Regions from separate parts of the Homo sapiens genome. Here region 2 is linked to region 1. The links are chromatin loops, found by intact Hi-C in ENCODE. Cell type or tissue: A673. All regions are shown on one strand. Links, peaks and the distances in the headings refer to the core of each region. The heading gives the core; the rest is flanking DNA.

Region 1 (10,309 bases), core at 1,364-9,363:
TGCTGGAACAAACATAGACATAAAGATGAATAGAATAGAGAACTTAGAGAAAAAGTTACATATCTACAGCCAACTGATCTTTGACAAAGTCAACAAAAACATATACTGGGGAAAAGACATCCTTTCAATAAATGGTTTTGGGCAAAGTGGATTGCCATATGTAGAAGAACGAAACTCAACCCTAATCTCTCACTATATGCAAAAATCAACTCAAGGTAAGTTAGAGATTTATGTAAGACCTGAAACTATGAAAATTCTAGAAGAAATCCTAGAAAACGCTCTCCTGGATATTGGTCTTGGCAAAGAATTTGTGACTAAGACCCGTAAAGCAAATACAACAAAACCAAAAATAGACAAATGGGATTTAATTAAACTAAAAAAAGCTTCTCCACAACAAATTAAATAATCAACAGAGTGAACAAACAACTGACATTATTAGAGAAACTATTTGAAAACTACGGATTTAACAAGGGACTAATATCTTGAATTTATAAGGAGATCGAATAACAACCCCAAAATAAGTGGGCAAAGGATATGAAGAGACATTTTTCAAAAGAAGACATATAAGTTGCCAACAAACACTTGAAAAAATGTTCAGCATCACTAACCATCAGAAAAATGCAAACCACAATGAGATATCATCTTATACGAGTTAGAATGGCTATTGTTAAATAGCCAAAAAATAACGGATGTTGTTGAGAATGCAGAGAAAAGAGAACACTTATATGCGTTAGTGGGAATTTAAATTAATATAACCTCTATAAAAAACAGTGTGGAGATTTCTCAAAGTCCTAAAAGTAGAGCTACTATTCAGTTCAGCAATCTCACTACTGGGTATCTACCCAAAGGAAGTGAAATCATTATACAAAAAGAGACACTTGTACTATGTTTATCACAGCACTATTCACATTAGCAAAGATATGGAATCAATCTAAGTGTCTATCAGTGAACCATTGGATAAAGAAAATGTGTACACACACACACACACACACACACACACACAATGGAATAGTACTCAGCCAAAAAAAAAAAAAAAGAAAGATAAAAAAATTATGTCTTCTGCAGCAACATGGATGGAACTGGAGGCCATCCATGTTAAGCGAAACAACTTAAAGAGAAAGTCAAATGCCACATGTTCTCACTTCTAAGTGGAAGCTAAGCCATGTGTGTATATGGACACAGAGTGTGGAATGATAGACATTGGAGACTCAGAAGAGTCATAATGTGGGAGGGGGGCTGAGGGATGAGAAATTACTTAATGAATACAGTGTACATTATTCAGGTGATAGGTACACTAAAAGCCTAAACTTCATCATTATATAATATATTTCTGTAACAAAAATGCACTTGTACCTCTTATGTTTACACTAATTGTTTTAAAAGTATATTAACATTTCTGAAGTATATCTTCTTATTGTTTGTTCTGGGTCAATATTCACAGATATGCTGTGTACTCTTATGTAGCTTCAAGTCCTTTTTTGTTTAAACTTCAAGAGAGTTTTTATGAATGATAATTTTTAGTAATTGTTCAGTTTATTTGCTTTTTTGCCCCAGGAATTCATATTATCTATAAGTTAGTTATTTGCTATTTTAGTCGCCACCTTCTTAAATATTTTATCTTATTTATATTTCTCGATAGTCTCTTTCTTAAAAAGTCAATTTGTCTTCAGAAGTTAAGGATTGTGTTATTTTTGCATTTAGTCATTTGTAGGATATTCTTTCATTTTTTATAGTTCATTTGTCATTTTTGAAATCATTTTTCTTTTATCTCTAGTTCCATCACATTCTGTAACCACATTTCTGAATTTCTAAAGTTTAACTTATAATATTCTTTATACCCATTTTATTTACTTAATGTTATGGGGCTTGTTTTAAAATACGAGGTTACAATCTTCATCTGTTTTGTGAGTATGCCTTTCTGAGCTGCTTTTATTTTCTGTAGTGATGTAATTATTTTCATCCTCTTTTTTACTTAACATAACATTGCATGACATTATACTATGATGTTTTTTGTTGTTCCATTTTATGGATTTTTTTGTAAAGGTGTAAAAACCTTGTGGTTTAAAATAGTCCTTCAAACTTTATAAAGTTCTCTTTTCTGTTAGTGTGCAATATTTTAAAATATGATGGCTTGCTTTCTGATCTTTCATGACTATCTGTCTCTTCTTGACTTTTTCTGATAAATATTTTAGTAGAGACAGGGTTTCTCCATGTTGGTCAGGCTGGTCTCGAATTCCCGACCTCAGGTGATCCGCCCTTCTCGGCTTTCCAAAGTGCTGGGATTACAGGAGTGAGCCACCGCACCCGGCCGAACTAGCTTATCTTTTAGCTAATAAAGGGGTCCTACAAACTCTTCTTGCACTCATAACATGTTTTCCACCAATGTTACAAGGTGAGCATCTCTAATCCAAAAATCTGAAATTTGAAATGCTGCAAAACTCAAAACTTTTTGCGTGCCAACATGACACCAGAAGTGGAAAATTTCACATTTGGCACATTTGCTTTCTGATGGTTCAATATATACAAACTTTGTTTTTGGCACAACAGAGTTGTATTAAAAATATTGTATAAAATTACCTTCAGGCTATATGTATAAGGCACACATGAAGCATAAATGAATTTTGTGTTTAGACTTGGGTCCCATCTCCAAGGTTTCTCATTGTGTATATACGAATATTCCAAAATCTAAAAACACCTGAAATCTAAATGCTTCTGGTTCCAAGCATTTCAGATAAGGGAAACTCAACATGCATTAGGAATTATAAGGATGAAAGTCTAATGGTATAAATTAGTTTGACCCATGTATAATTTAATTGGCATAAAGAAAAATAATTTTATAAGGCTTGCAAATATAATGAAAATCTTAAGAAACAAAATTGAATCCATAGCTTGAAGGATGATAATATTAAACAAATGCTAGAATACAATGTCTTCTAAATGATTTAAAAATAGATAACTTATTTAAAAAGGGAATTACCACCTCACACTATCCCCAAGCAATATTTACTGAATAGTAATGGAAAATATTACACAGATAAATTACCTACTTAGGAACAAAAGTCAACTTTCAATTGTCGAGAATGATGGATTACAAAAATGTGGTTTTAAGACAATGTGCTCACAGTTTGTGAGTCACATTTTGCCAGTTATTAAACCAAATATAAATGAATATTTTACTTTCGGGCAAATAGTACTGAATATGTGGATTATCTAAATGTTCTTTCTGTCATAATAATTTTGTTTTAACAAACGTAGAAAAATGAAATTCCTATTACTAAATCTTCTGTATTGATGTTGCTCCTCTAAACAACACACATCTCACTTTGTTCCAAGTTATTCATAAAGTATTTGAACCCTAAAGAGTTCCAACATTCTCTTCTAACCAATAATAAAATAATGGATGCTAAGCACCTCATTCTATTTAAGAGATCACTTTTCAATGAATCTCACCTAAGCTGTTAAGAGTGGTTTTGTATCAGCCAAGAGAGAGCTTAGGTGTTCTTGAACAATATTGTCGTGAAACCAAGAATGTTAAGATTTGTTCAGTAATGAATAAAGAGAAAAAATCAAGTAACTTTGGCTAACTAAAGACACAAGCCTTCTATGCTATTGCATTAAAAAGCTTTTTGAGCTCTAAGTTTCAAGAGCGTAATTAGTTCAGTAATTAATTGTGCAAAATGGTAATTTAATTTTTTATATTTCACATATTTTTAAATTTATTTTCTGACATTTAATTTTCAAGCACCCATACTACACAAAGGTTTACAGTTCATAGAAGGAGTCACACGTGTCAATTTCTATGAAAAAATTCTGTATTAATAGGTCTCCTTTAATTTAGAATTAGTACTGGAGGCACAAGCTGATTACCTTAATGTTTTTTAATGAAGCCTATTTGCCAAACAATTTAGTAAGATAAATAAAATAACGTATTTAAAAATTATCATTAATTAGAGACATTCAATTGCCTGCAATTTTTATGGTGATTACTAACCATTTATAATGTTTTATTAAAAACATGACTGTGAAAATCTTCACTATGCAATGGTTTATAAGTCCTTTGTTCCATATGAAATAGTAAACTATAAATAATATTTCTTTTTGAAAGTTTCAAAATCATTTCTGATTGGTCTTTCTTAATAAAATTTGTTTCATATCATTCCCAGTTACATAATTTTCACTTTGTAGCCATAAACAGTTTAACTTGAAACGTAGACTTAACCCTGAGAGTAAACGATATATTTTTAAATCTATTAGGTTGGTGCAAAAGTAATTGCAGTTTTTATATTGAAAGTAATGACAAAAACCACAATTACTTTTGCACCAACATAATATAAAACCATAATATACCACACTAATTAAACACTAAAGTGTATATTATTTCCCACATAAAACATTTTTAAACTAATCTATAATATACAAGTAGAGCCCAAACTTGTAAATCATGTCACTCTGACACTCCTACATAGTAAATCCAACTGTTTTATTCTAAATTGTCTTTATTTTGAATTCTCACTTAAGATACAGTCCTAGCTTTCTTTTTCCCTTCTGTGCCCAAGTTCTTGAAAGAGTAGCACCCAATTACTGTACAAATTTTCACTTTTAATTTAAAATAAGAATATTTTATCTTATCATTGATGATGAAACTCTCAATCACTAATTAACTAATGAATTCCTAACCACTATTTTCAAGAAAGAATTTTATGGCTTTGTTTGAATGTTTTTCCACATTTAACGCTGCTCACCATACATTCTTTCAAATTTGCTTTATTTATTTTTACTTCACTATTGTTTAAATTACATATTACATAGCACATAGTAAATTCACAACAAATTTCTATTTAAATTTATGTTTTGCTTCTGAAATTTTTGACAAGTTACACATACAGCTCATTAATAGCAATATCTTAATGCAATAGTCAACTTCCTTGTTTCCAGTGTCTTTAAAAATTTAGCACGAAAAAAGTGAGCACCTAAAAACAGGGCCAGAGTGATCCTTGTATGGTCAAAACATAATGTAAGAAATCTAATTTATAAATATGTTACATTTATCAGAAAAATAGGTATACTTAAATCATATGTTCTTTTATAATAACAATATTAATTTCACTATGTATGGAAACTTTTAGGAAGAAAAAATTCACCAGGTTTTTGTTGTTGTTGTTGTTTTACTCTGTATCATCAGTTTTGAATAGGTATTCAAAAACCATTCACAATAATGAATATAATAAATAAAGATGCAGAATTCATCTTAGTGGTGTTATTAGTGCTTCCAGTAAAACTTTATCTGCTGTTTGCCCAAGATATTTAAGGAAGAATAAACTTATCAAATATGAATGTGTACTTTTTCTATCAGTTAATGTGAGCTAATAAATGCATTTAATATCTCTGATTAAAATGCATGAGTTCCCTGATGATTAAATCATTCTTGGTAATAGCTAGGTTCAAATTTTAATTATTTTAACTACTTGCTTAGAAGACTGACTTCCTATTTTCTTCTCGAATTCTACTCCAGATTTTATCCTATGGTGGGGAAGAGGCAAACTGTGAGATGTGTTCCGAAGGGACTTTGTTGCCATCTTGTGGTTCATTAAATTATGTTTCTGGTTTTTTGCTTTCCAACTTGATCACTAAGCTCCACAATTAAAGCTAACACCAAGATCTATCTTGAATTCTTAAATTCCATTCCAACCCTGAAAATTTGTAAATACATTTCCATTTGCATGCCATGCAAGGTGGTCGTCTTCTGTGTAAACATCCCATGTCCATTTTTGCTTTTATGCATTTACTAAGCCAGTTTTTGTCTCCTAGAATGTTCCACTCTCATTCCTTCATTCCACATTTTTGATATTTGTCCACTCATCAAGGCCAAACTATAAATAATACCTCCTCCATCAAAGCTTCCTGAACTCCCTTAGGTCACAATGGTTCATCGTTTGAAAATAGTTATTTTATTTAAAGTCAGCGAAAAAGAAAACCCACAGAATTTAGGTCCTCACTGAATTAGAAATATTATTTTAAACAATTTAATTATAAAAATGTTTAAAATATGTAAAAATAGGGACAATGATTCCATGAATCCTCATGTACCCATTACCCAGAAACACAATTATGTATTTATGGCCATTCATCAAATTTACAACCTTACTACAATAGGTGGGCTTGTCTGGGAGCTTGCTAGACAAGTAGAATCTCAGGTCCCGCGGCAAAAGTACTGAATTAGAATCTGCATTCTCAGAATCATCTGAGAATCATACATGTTAAACTTCTTAAACATCTTAAAGATGATTCTCATGTATGTTAAACTTTAAGAAGTGTTAGCCTATAGTATAACCCACTTCTCTACTACTAACATTGGATTTTTTAAATTCCAAATATATCATATCCTCTTTAAATAATCCAATAAGCATCTCTTAGAAAGTTTTTGGTGCATAGAAATAGTATTGATTTTTATGTTAATTTTTTATCCAGAAACTTTACTGCATTCATTTATCAGTTTGAACACTTTTTGTGGAATATTTAGGGTTTTCTATATATAAGACCATGTTATGAGGAAATAGTGACAATTTCACTTCTTTTCTTATTTGGAGGTCTTTTACTTATTTATCCTGTCTCATTAGTCTAACAAGGACCTCTGATACTATATTGAATAGAAGTGGTGAGAACAGGCACCCTTGTCTTGTTTCAAGGTCTTATATAAAAAGTGTCAGTTTTTCACCATTAACTATGTTAACTGTGGGCTCATCATACATGGCATTTATTGTATTGAGGTCCATTTCTTCTATATGTAATTTGGTGAGAGTTTTTTTGAAAAGATGTTTAATTTTGTCAGATGTTGTTTCTGCATCTAATGGGATGACTATATTTGTTTTTCTTTTATTTGGATAATATGGTGTATCACATTTATTGATCTGCATATGTTGAACCATCCATGCATCCTATGGATAAAGCACACTTGATAATGGTGAATGATCCTTTTAATTGTTGTTGAATTCTGTTTGCTAGTATTTTGTTGAGAATTTTTGTATCTACTTTCATCAAGGATATTGGTCTGTAGCTTTTTGTGTGTGTGTGTGATGTCCTTATGTGGCTCTGGTGTGATAATGCTGGTCGCAAAAATTAAGATTCTTTTTTAAAAAAACATATTCACAATATTGTCATTATACTATTAAAATACAAAATTATTATCAATAATTTTAGTATTTAATTCTTCCTATATGAATCACAAATGCTTTTACTTATAATTTATTTATTAAAGTTAGGATCTAAACAAAGCCACATATGACATTTTATTGAAGTGTGCTTTGAGTCTGTCAAGTAAAATTACCTTTACCACTATCTTCCTTTTTCTTACAATTTATTTACTGAATAAAGTTAGTAACTTCTTAAAGAGTTTTTAATATTTGTGATTAGGCTGATTGCAGGTCAAGGGCAGGGATATACACAATTAGTCTAAAGAATCTACAGAATTCTATATAGTTATGTATAAGATTCTGTTTTAATTATCTACAGCTACAGTCATATGATGTAACAAACCACTACAAAACTCCTTGGCCAATACCACTGGAATTGATTACATGTCTGTGGTCAGATAGGATAGAGGATAGCTAGGTGATTTGCTGATATTGGCTGAGTGCTCTCATATGTTTGAGGTTCAACTTGGAAAAGTAGGTTGCCTCAGTTTTGTTCCTCATGGTCTCTCATCCTCCAGAAAATCATCCTAAGCTGATTCTCATGGCACATATAGGAATCTAAGAACAGAAGCATGCAAGTCCTGTCTCTGCAGGCCTAAGCATAGAACTGGCACATTTTCATCTTACTACTGTTATTGGTTAACTCTAATTACAAGGCAACCCAGATTGAAGGGGTGGGAAAAACGGATTCACCTCAGTGTGAGGACTTGCAAAAATACATTGCAAAATTCATGAATAAAGGAAGGATTGAGAATAAGGATCTTTTTTTCATTTTTCAACTAACCACATATTTTTAAATAATATTTTACTGTAAATTTAAAAAATAATGTCCAATGCTATGTCATTTTATGGGCAGTTTTACAGTAAAAATTAGTTAATATTTAATTTACTTAAGTATTCTTTAAACATATAATAAAATATATTATTCCAACCTAAGATTTTTGAAATTTGTATGTGTTAATGGCAAAAGACATCATTTTTTAACATTTTAAATTTTATTTCATGTGATTTTGATCTTATTTATTTAAGAAGCATTTATCTTTCCCAGTGAAGATAATTGTTTTTATTGATTTTATATAATTATTGGTAATTTTCTTATACAATGATCAAATCTCTTATACTAAAAAAATTGCTGTGTGAGTATATATATATATATATATATGTATATACATTAACACACATACACACATGCTGTTTGGAGATCCTAGGTGACACACAAATATATAAATAGTAAATAAATAAATAAAAGAAAGAAAATACAAGAAAAAATGGGAGCTTGATCTCCTTATACTATGTTGGCCACCATCACTGTCATTGCCCCTTCTACTACTCCTTGAAAGTGTAAATGTCAGTGTCTTCAAACATAGGTGGACTTCTCACCACTGATTATCAGCTGAGACAAATATAAACCTACAACTTCTTTCAAGGCCTTAGGGAATAGTGCCCAGACTTAGGCCTATGTCTACACTGCAAAGTAGATTTCCATTCCAGAACATCTAGGCTAACTTATCTTTGAGGTACTAATGAAGAGAGGCATAGGTTTTTCATATGTTGCTTTTTAGGATTCATCAATAAGCCACTAATTGATAGTACCCTATGTACAGTAAGATTTCCTAAACTATTATTTATTTGGAATACTAATTATCAAATGATTCTATATTGAATAATATATTGTTATACAATTGTTTACTGTGTTAATTTAAATTTACCTAATACCTCTAAATGAGAATGTATTTTAAATTTTTATTTTAAAATATAGAGTTATTTTTCCTTGACTTTCTAAAAGAGATGTTTGAATTTGATTTCTCCATACACAACTTGTTGGTGTCTTAAATGCCTGACAATTTCGATTGCTTTTCTTTTCCTTCCTTCGCTTCCTTCCCTCCTTTCTTCCTTCCTTTTCTTGCTTTCTTCTTTCTTCTTCTTTCCTTTTTTTTTTTTTTTTGAGACAAGATCTGGCTCTATTGCCCAGCTTTTTGAGTAACTGGAACTACAGGTGTGTGCCAGCATGTCTAGTTAATTTTTGTATTTTTTTGTAGCGGTTTCCCCATGTTGCCCAGGCTGGTGTCCAATTCGCAGGCATGAGCCACCACACACAGCTACTTTTCTTTAAAAGAATTTATTTTCACAATCGGTGTTAATGGAGAGGCCATTGAATAGATTTTAATGGTAAAATTAGTTATTTTTAAATTTGAATACAATATATGAAACTAACCTGAAATTAAAGACCTGAATTCCATTTCTAGATGGTGTCCTAATGTCTTGATATTTAAGATAATGCTGCTTTCTGTAATAGGTAAAAATACAAATCTCAGTAGCTTAGCTCAATAGAGGTTTGTTTTCTTCTTTATGTGAATTAAAAATTGATATGTCTGGATTGGTAGCATAGCAGAACAGGTCTCTACTCCACAGAAAAATTCAGATTCTCAGGCTAACAGAGGCTATTTCATCTATACATGGATTCTAGAGGTCCCTATTATCAATGATTATCTTACAGAAAGAGGGTGAAACAAGTTAACAACTCATATGAGAGATTGTCATCAGCCAGGTCTGGGAATGCTGAGTTCCTTGGCCTAAGGAAACATAACTAAGAAGGTATGTTTGAAATAAAACAAAATGAATTTCATACAAAAACTAGCTTTTCACTATGATAATGTTATTGATAATTGTGCTATATGTTGAATTATATATTAGTTGCATCAAGAGACACATACAAATTGATGCCGTTGGGGAAAACAAACAGTTAATTTGAAGGACAAGTACCTGACTTTAACTCTGCCAAAATTTAACATTTCTCGATATTTATTTTCTCATCTGTAAAATAAAGTTCTTAGCCACATCAGTTGATCTCACCATTGCATGAATCTCAGATTTACTTGAGAATTAGATGCACTTTCTTAAAAATTAAAGTACATATATATGCACATTACACATATTTGCATACGGATTGTAGAAACCCTATGACACTAAGTCTAATATTTGTAACTATAATACACTTAAACTTAAATACACTTAAATACACTTAAAAAATAACTTCAAGGTCTTCCATAAGAAATATCTTATATGTCTGTTTCTATGAATATATTTGGTGAGAAGGTAATATGATTTGACTCTGTGTC
Region 2 (10,309 bases), core at 1,431-9,430, 830 kb before region 1:
CTCCCTAGAAACCCCCCTTTATTTTCTCTTTGAGCACACACATATTTCCTGCCTTTGAGCAATGTATGCTCTGAATGAGGAAAAAGGCATCGAGATACAAAAGCACATTATAAGATAGAAAACTCTATGTGCCATTTCCTATCATTTACCTTGATGTGAGCAACCAACTCCAGAAGGAGGACGAGTTGCCATTGCTTTATATCTCCCTCTCATCTTTCTTCTATATCTGCTTTTGTAGTCTTGTGCATATCGTTGTGGCCTTCTCAACTATTCCCACCTTTTCTCTATTTTTTAAAAAATTATACTTTAAGTTATGGGATACTTAAAGTATCCCATACTTACGGGATATGTGCAGAATGTGTAGGTTTGTTACACAGGTATACATGTGCCATGGTGGTTTGCTGCATCTATCAACCCATCATCTACATTAGGTATTTCTCCTAATGCTATCCCTCCCCTAGCCTGTCACCCCCCGACTGGCCCTGGCATGTGATGTTCCCCTCCCTGTGCCCATATGTTCTCATTGTTCAACTCCTACTTAAGAGTGAGAACATACGGTGTTCGGTTTTCTGTTTCCGTGTTAGTTTGCTGAGAATGACAGTTTCCAGCTTCATCCATGTCCATGCAAAGGACATGAACTCATTCTTTTTTATGGCTGCATACTATTCCATCGTGTATATGTGCCACATTTTCTTTATCGAGTCACATTGATGGGCATTTGGTTTGGTTCCAAGTCTTTGCTATTGTGAATAGTGCGCAATAAACATATGTGTACATACATAGCCATATAATATACAGAAAGAAAATGAGGAAAGATTGTAAACCTTTCACAATAAAAAATAAACACAAATGAAGAGAGTAATGGAGAAAATGAAGATTAAAAAAGCTATAATGCATATAGAAAACAAGTATCAATATGACAGAAGTAAATTGCTCTTACAGTAATTACTTCAAATGTAAATACATAAGCCCTCCATCAATCAAAACACAGAGAGTGGCAAAATGGATTAAAAAACCTGATTCAATTATATGCTGCCTATAGGAAACTCACTTTACATATAAAGATACAAATAGACTAAAAGTGAAAGGATAAAGAAATCATTCCATGCAAATAGTAACAAAAAGAGCAGGGGTGGCTATATGAATAGCAGAGAAAATAGGTTTTAAATTAAAAATTAATAACAGACAAAAAAAGGACAATATATCTTAACCAATGGTTCAATAGAGCAAGAAAATATAACAATTAAAAACATTTACACGCCTAATATCAGGTCATCAAAATATGTAAAGGAAAAATTTACAAAATTGAAGAGAGAAATGGATAATTCTACAATAATAGTTGCGGGAGACATCAATACCCCACTTTCACTAATAAATACAACAACTGGTCAGAAGAGCGGTAAGAAAAAAGAAGACAACACAATAAACCAATTAGACCTAACAAACATTTACAAAACACTACCCAATAACAATAGCATATACATTCTTCTTAAGGGTACGTGAGTGAGCCATTTTTCAAGATAAAGGATATGTTAGGCCACAAATTAAATCTCAATAGATTTAAAAAATATATACATTATAACATGTATCTTCTCTGACCACAATGGAATGAAGTTAAAAATCAATAACAGAAGTAAACTGAAAAATTTGCAAAACTGTGGAAATCACACATTTAACCTACCAATGGATCAAAGAAAAAGTCCTGAAGGAAATTATAAAATAGTTAGAGATGAATAAAAGTAAAAACATACCACAACTTTTGTAAGACAACAAAAGCACTGCTAAAGGGGAAATTTATTTCTAAAAATGCTTACGTTAAAAGAAAGAAATTTCAAATAACAACCTAGCTTTGCAATGTAAGGAACTAAAAAACAAACAACAAACTAAACCCAGTGCTAGCAGGAGGGAGGAAATAATAAATATTAGACAGAAACAAAGAAATAGAGAATTGAAAAAGGAGAAAATCTATAAAACCTAAAGTTGGTTCTTTGAAAAGTTTAAGAACTCTGAAAAACCTTTAGCAGTATAGAGTAAGAAAAAAGAGAGAAGACTCAAATTACAAAAAAAAAAAAAAAAGGGAAGAAACTGGGGACAGTATTAATGATTCTACACAAATAAAAAAAGGTTTATATGAGTACTATAAACAATGTACAGCAACAAGTTGGATAACCTAGATGAAATGAATAAATTCCTAGAAGCACAAAACCAAACAAGACTAAATCATGAAGAAATAGGAAATCTAAATAAAGAGATCTGTAACTAATAAGGAGTTTGAATCAGAAAAAACTCTCCCAATAAATAAAAGCCCTGGACTTGCTGACTTTATTTGTGAATGCTGTCAAACATTTAAAGAAGAAGTAATGTCAATTATTCTCAAACTTTTCCAAAAATTTGGAAAGGCAGAAATATTCAAAAGCATATAAAAAGGATTATACACCATGACTAAGTGGGATTTATTCCTGGAATACAAGAATAGTTTACCATATAGAAATTAATCAATGTAATATACCACATTAACAAAATGAAGTAAAAAAATACACATCTTTTAAATCAATGAAGAAAAAGAATTTGACAAAATTTAACATTTTTTCATGATTAAAAAAACACTCAACAAATTAGGAATGAAGGAAAAGTATCCTCACATAATAAAAGCTCACAATAAAAAAACCCACAGTGAACATCATACTTAATGATGAAGGAATAAAAACTTTTCCTATAAGATAGGGAACAAGCAGGAATGCTTGCATTTGCCCCTTATTTTCAACATAATTCTGGAAGTCTCAGCCAGAGAAATTAGGCAAGAGAAAAAAAAGGCATACAAACTGGAAAGAAAGAAGAAAAATTATCTGTTCTCAGGTGATGTAAGTGTCTATGTAGAAAACCCTAAATGCTCCACTAAAAAGGTGTTACTGTTAATAAATGAATTTAGCAAGAAGCAGGATACCAAGTCAACACACAAAAATCAGTTGCATTTCTAGACACTAACAATGAACAATCTGAAAAGAAAATTAAAAAACAATTTTACTTAAAATAACATTGAAATAAATATTTAGAAATTAACTGAGGAGGTGAAAGCTTTGTGCACTGAAAACCACAAAACCATGCTGAAAGAAATTAAAAAACACACAAATAAATGGAAACACATTCCATGTTCATAGATTGTAGACTTAATATTAAGATATCAATACTACCCAATGTAATTTACAAATTTAATGCAATCTGTACTAAAATCTCAGTGACATTTTCTGCAGAAATAAAAAAAAAAATGCATTCTAAAATTTATATGCAATGTCAAGGGACACTGAGCAGCCAAAACAATCATGAAAAAAAGATCAAAGCTCTAGGACTCATACTTCCTGATTCAAAACTTACTACAAAGCTACCGTATTCAAAACATTGTGGTACTAGCATAAGAACAGGCATATAAACCAATGGAATAGAATAGAGAGCCCCCAAATAAATAAATTATCATCTATATGGTCCAGTGATTTCTGACAAGGGTGCCACAACTATTCAATGGGGGAAAGGACAGACTTTTCAACAAATGGTGCTGGGAAAACTGGATATCCACATGCAAAAGAATGAATTTGGACTTTTTTTTTTTCTTTTTTTTTTTTTATGTTAATTTATTTATTTATTTATTTATTTTTTTAATTTTTTTTTTAATTATACTTTAAGTTTTAGGGTACATGTGCACATTGTGCAGGTTAGTTACATATGTATACATGTGCCATGCTGGTGCGCTGCACCCACTAACGTGTCATCTAGCATTAGGTATATCTCCCAATGCTATCCCTCCCCCCTCCCCGAATTTGGACTTTTACCTAATGCCATATGCAAAAATAAACCAAAAATAGATCAAAGAATTAAATATAAACATAAAAGTATAAAACTCTTACAAGAAAACAGAGGCCAAAAGCTCTATGACGTTTGATTTGTCAACATTTTCTTGAATATGACACTGAAGGTACAGGCAACAACAACAAAAATACAAATTGGACTTCATAAATTTTTTTTAAATTGTACATTATAAGAAAATATCAACAGAATGAAAAAGCAACCCACAGAATGGGAAAAACATATTTGCAAATAATATATGTGATAAGAGATTAATATCCAGAACATATTGAGAACTCCTGAAACTCAACCAAAATCACAAACAATCCAATGCAAAAATGGGCAAAGGACTTTTCGAAATAGACATTTATCCAAAGAAGATACACAAATGATATATCTCCAAAGAATATGATATATTCCTCAAAAAGGTATATTCTCCAAATGAGATATACAAATGGCCAATAAGTACATGAAAAGATGCTCAGCATCACAAATCATTAGGGAAATGAAACTGAAAACCACAATGAGATGCCATCTCACACATTAGGATGCCTAATATCAAGAAAACAGAAAATGAGTGTTGGGGAAAATGTGGAAAGACCGGAACCGTTGAGCAGTATTGGTGTGAATGTGAAAAGGCACAGCTGCTGTGGAAAATAGTGTAGTTCCTAAAAAAGTTAAAAACAGAATTACCATATGACCCAGAAATTCTGCTTCTGGATGTATAACCGAAAGGAATGGAAAGCAGAGTCTGGAAGAGATATTTGTACACCTATGTTCATAGCATTATTCACAATAGCTAAAAAGTCTAAGCAGCTCAAATGTCCACTAACACAGGAGTCCCCAACCCCTGCACCACAGACCAATACTGGTCAGTGGCCTGTTACGAACCAGGCCACACAGCAGGAGGTGAGCAGCAGGCAAACAAGCTTTACCACATGAGCTCTGCCTTCTGTCACATCAGCAGCAGCATTAGTTTCTCATAGGAGCGTAAACCTGATGGTGAACTGCACATGTAAGTCATCTAGGTTGCATGCTCCTTATAAGAATCTAATTCATGCCTGATTAATACCTGATAATTTGATGATCTGAGGTGAAACAATTTCATCCTGAAACCATCCCCTCCGTCTGTGAAAAAATTGTCTTCCACAAAGCTGGTCCCTGGTGCCAAAAAGATTGGGGACCACTGCACTAACAGATGAATGGATAAATAAAATGTGGTATATATAATCAATGGAAAATTAATGAGCTTTGAAAATAAATGAAATCCTGACATTTATGACAACATGGATAAATCTGGAGGGCATTAGACTAAGCAAAATAAGTCAGGCACAAAAGAGTAAATGCTGTATGATTCCACATATATGAGACACTTAAAGTAGGTCAAATTCATAGAGACAGAAAGGAAAATGATGGTTGCCAGGGACTGGGGTAAAGGGAAATAAGGAATTATTGTTGAATGGGTATAAAGTTTCATTTTTTCAAGATGAAATTATATAGATTATGGTAAATTCATAAAATTATGAATATATTTAATACTACTAAACTATAAACTTTAAAAATGGTTAAGATAATAAAATTTGTTATGTGTATTTTACCACACTTTAAGAAATCAGGGACAATTTTTTTTTTTTTTTGAGACAGGTTGTATTAGTTTGTTTTCATGCTGCTGATAAATACATACATGGGACTGGGAAGAAAAAGAAGTTTAATTGGACTTATAGTTCCACATGGCTGGGGAGAACTCAGAATCATGGCAGGAGGTGAAAAGCACTTCTTACATGGTGGCAGCAAGAGACAATGAGGAGGAAGCAAAAGCAGAAACCCCTGATAAACCTATCAGATCTCATGAGACTTACTCACTATCATGAGAATAGCATGGGAAAGACTGGACCCCATAATTCAATTACCTCTCCCTGGGTCCCACCCACAACATGTGGGAATTCTCTGAGATACAATTCAAGTTGAGATTCGAATGGGGACACAGCCAAACCATATCATTCTGCCCCAGTCCCTCCAAATCTTATGTCCTCACACTTTAAAACCAGTCATGCCTTCCCAACAGTCACCCAAAATCTTAACTCATTTCAGCATTAACCAAAGTCCATAGTCCAAAGTCTCATCTGAGACAAGGCAATGCCTTTCCACCTATGAGCCTGTAAAATCAAAAGCAAGCTAGTTACTTCCTAGATACAGTGGGGGTACAGGTATTTGGTAAATACAGCCATTCCAAATGGGAGAAATTGGCCAAAATGAAGGGGCTAAAGGCCCCATGCAAGTCTGAAATCCAGCGGGGCAGTAAATTTTAAAGCTCCAAAACGATCTTTGACTCCATGTCTCACATCCAGGTCACGCTGATGCAAGAGGTGGGTTCCCATGGTCTTGGGCAGCTCTGCCCCTATGACTTCGCAGGGTACAGCCTCCCTCCTGGCTGCTTTCATGCGCTGGCATTGAGTGTCTGTGGCTTTTCCAGTTGCACGGCGCAAGCTGTCGGTGGGTCTACCATTCTGGGATCTGGAGGACCGTGACCCACTGCCCACAGCTCCACTAGGTGGTGCTGTGGTGGTGCCCTAGTAGGGACTCCCACATTTCCCTTCTGCACTGCCCTAGCAGAGGTTTGCCATGAAGGTCCCATCCCTGCAGCAAACTTCTGCCTGGGCATCCAGGAGTTTCCAAACACCCTCTGCAATCTAGGTGGAGGCTCCCAAACCTCAATTCTTGAGTTCTGTGCACCCACAGGCTCAACACCATATGGAAGTTGCCAAGGCTTGGGGCTTCCATCCTCTGAAGCCACAGCCTGAGCTGTACATTGGCCCCTTTCAGCCATGGCTGGAGCAGCTGGGATACAGGGCACCAAGTTCCTAGGCTGCACACAGCATGGAGACCCTGGGCCCTGCCCATGAAACCACTTTTTCCTCCAGGGCCTCCAGGCCTGCGATGGGAGGGGCTGCAGTGAAGGTCTCTGATATGGCCTTGAGACAGTTTCCTCATGGTCTTGAGGATTAACATTAGGCTTCTTGCTACTTATGCAAATTTCTGGAGCTGGCTTGAATTTCTCCCCAGAAAATGGGCTTTTCTTTTCTATCACATTGTCAGGCTTCAAATTATCCAAACTTTTATGCTCTGCTTCCTTTATAAAACTGAATACCTTTATTAACAATACCCAAGTCACCTCTTGAATGCTTTGCTCCTTAGAAATTTCTTCCACTAGATACCCTAAATCATCTCTCTGAAGTTCAAAGTTCCACAAATCTCTAGGGCAGGGGCAAAATACCACCAGTCTCTTTGCTAAAGCATAACAAGAGTCACCTTTGCTCCAGTTCCCAACAAGTTCCTCATCTCTGTCAGAGACCATCTCAGCCTGGACCTTATTGTTCATATCACTATCAGCATTTTTGTCAAAGCTATTCGACAAGTCTCTAGAAGGTTCCAAACTTTCTCACATTTTCCTGTCTTCTTCTGAACCATCCAAACTGTTCCACCCTCTGCCTGTTACCCAGTTCCAAAGCTGCTTCCACATTTTTTGCTTATCTTTTCAGAAACGCCCCACTCTACTGGTACCAATTTACTTTATTAGTTTGTTTTCACATTGCTGATAAAGACATACCTGAGGCTGGGGGGAAAAAAAAGAGGTTTAATTGGACTTACAGTTCCACATGGCTGGGGAGGCCTCAGAATCATGGCAGGAGGCAAAAGAACTTCTTAAATGGCAGCAGCAAGAGAAAATGAGGAGGAAGCAAAAGCAGAAATCCCTGATAAACCCGTCAGGTTTTGTGAGACTTATTCACTATCATGAGAATAGCATGGGAAAGACCTGCCCCCATGATTCAACTGTTTCCCCCTAAGTCCCTCCCACAACACGTGGGAATTCTGGGAGGTGCAATTCAAGTCAAAATTTGAATGGGTACATAGCCAAACCATATCACAGGGACTTGCTCTGTTACCCAGGCTGGAGTACAATGGCACAAACAGAGCTCACTGCAGCCTCAACTTCCTCGGCTCAAGTGATCCTCCCTGCTCAGCCTTTTTAGTGGCTGGGACTACAGGCACACACCGTCATGCCTGGATTTTGAAATTTTTTTGTAGAGATGGGATTCCATCAAGTTTCCAAGGCTGGTTTCTAACTCCTACACTCAAGTGATTCTCCTGCTCTGGCTTCCCAAAGTGCTGGGATTACAGGCGTGACCCACCATGCCTGGCCAAATCAGGGAAAATATTTTTTACAAGTTAAGGTAGATTGATCGATTTGAAAATCAGTCAAAATGTGAAAAATATCAGCAGAAATCTTTTTCTCCTTGGTTTGATTGTTGCTACATAAGTATGATATAACATCTCACATGAAATACAACTTCTTAAATTATTGTCCTATTTTGGGATATATATATATATATATATATATATATATATATATATATATGGCAAGGAAAATGTAACATGAAACTGTAATGATCTCGGCAGCTATCTCATTCCACCCTCATCTTTAACCAAAAAGCTACTACACTAAAGATTCCACACACAGCCCATTAAGGCATTTATAAGAATGTGATTGGAAGAGTAATAACTGAAGTAACTTCTATGGAATATTATTTGACTTTCAAAAATTTAGGGCTAAAAAAGACCTTAGAAACTATGTAGCCCAAATCTCTCATTGTGCAGATATAGACTTGGAAACCCAGAGAAGTAAAGAACTTGCTCACGGTTGTATAGAGAACTGGTTACAGAGCTAGAATGTCCTCACTCCTACTTTTTTTTTATCACATCAAATAATAATAATAGGTAACAATTAGTGTGAGGAACAGTTCTAAGTGCTTTACACATCATTTAATATACATTCATTTAATATATACGTACATCCACTTAGTCTTTAAAACAACACTATGAGGTAGTTAGTACCATTATCTCCATTTTATAGATTATTCAACTGAAGTCCAAGCAGGTGAAAGTACTTATTCAAATAGAGAAACTCAGATGCAAATGCAGACAATTTGGCTCTAGAGTCTGTGACTTTAACCATTACATTACATTGTTCTCTTTACCTGATTATTTACATCTACAACTGAGTAGTTCAGCATAGCTATTGTTTAAAAGTTCTTTTAATAGGTGGTTTAACCAAGTTGATGTTTATATATAAATGAACATTGTTCACAAAATAAGTATCGTTTATCGTGGTGTGTGTATTTTATTCTTAGCCCCGTTTTTTTAAATATCCCAAATCCCTAGGAAACAGAAAATCAGGCACATTTCCCACTCTTGTTCATGGAAGTACCTAGTTGCAAAGTTTACATTAAAGAGGACCCAGATATGCTCTTTATTTTATTTTTTATTTTTTGCAAACATGGAGAAGGTAAGAGGCATGAATAGACATTGAGACTGCAGTTTGTCTTTCCATATTTGAGCTCCTAATTGCACACAATCATCTTTAATCCTTGAAAAATGTGCATCTCTTGAATTAGTCTAATATATAAAAATTAAGGTAGATTGGCAAAGAGAAAACCACAAGAAGCCAAGAAAATTTGAACTACATAAATTTCTATAATTAGATAATATCATTTTGGAGGGATGAGATTGATACTTTTGAAATATCTGAAATGTCAGAATATGGCTGTATTTATACAGGCTCTCAACTTATTCCTGAATCACATTTCTTTGAGGAGTTTTTATTTGTGCCATGTTAGCCCTCTTTTAGATTTCATTGAGCTTTATCTTTCATTCAATGGTCGTTTTTCACAAAGAAGTACAGATTTTTGTACTTTACTATATTTTCTGCAAAGATAATTATAAGGCAATCACAAAAGCACATTGAAATGCAGATACTGGGCAGCCTTATAAACCTAATTGCTAGATAAATATCATGTGTACTCAACCATCCTTGAAGTTATTCAGATGTGTGTCTTGGCAAATGTACAAACTACTAAACAATGAGTCTTTGGTATTCTTGGTGAAAGAGCACAATGCTGTGAATGCTAAATGCCTACATTTAATGGAAAGCAGCTTAGGATATATTTTAATTAAGATAGTACTAAATTCATGTTTTATAAGATTTAAGTTTCTTTTGGATGGCAGAACACAACACTTGGATACATTTGGAAGGCAGAATTCTTCATTATAACTCTAAATGAGAGCTGGCGGCCAGGCAGGGTCACCCAGGGAATTGTACACAGAGGTAAGCTGGAACTGCAGGATGCATCTTATATAGACAAGCAGGGTGAGTTTAGCTAGGTTTCCTGGACTCCTTGAGGACTGGCTAATGTGGATAATTCTGTGGGCTCTGGAGGCATTTGGGCTGTTCCTAGTTGTCTGGTTGTTAGCCCCAGGGCAATTAGGTGAAGTGCTTAGTTGCTTAGACTGTGAGAGTCTGGTAAGTGAAGCAACTGGGGTGTGGACTTAATTCAACTGCTCATAAAGGTGAACTGACCAGTCTTTAGCCACAGCCAAAAAACTGGGTCAAGACAGCATTGAGTAAACAAACATC

Evidence for each region. Hi-C counts contacts between places; a loop is a spot of excess contacts. Peaks named below come from ENCODE experiments on the same cell type or tissue, not always from the same donor. Only the 100,000 strongest peaks of a DNase experiment are listed, where the experiment ranks them.
Region 2: a loop joins it to region 1, with 6 times the contacts of the local background. A loop is called at or near these places in 2 of 110 quality-filtered maps.

Annotation. Positions count from the first base shown.
Region 1 is chr13:61,948,737-61,959,045 of GRCh38, forward strand. No RefSeq gene overlaps it. Among named protein-coding and RNA genes, the nearest start is that of LINC00358, 76 kb to the right of the region's middle. In A673, for the core only: a CTCF peak has its summit at 5,570 (motif pointing left); a DNase peak (open chromatin) is centred at 5,545.
Region 2 is chr13:61,119,336-61,129,644 of GRCh38, forward strand. No RefSeq gene overlaps it. Among named protein-coding and RNA genes, the nearest start is that of MIR3169, 75 kb to the right of the region's middle. In A673, for the core only: a CTCF peak has its summit at 6,386 (motif pointing right); a DNase peak (open chromatin) is centred at 6,406.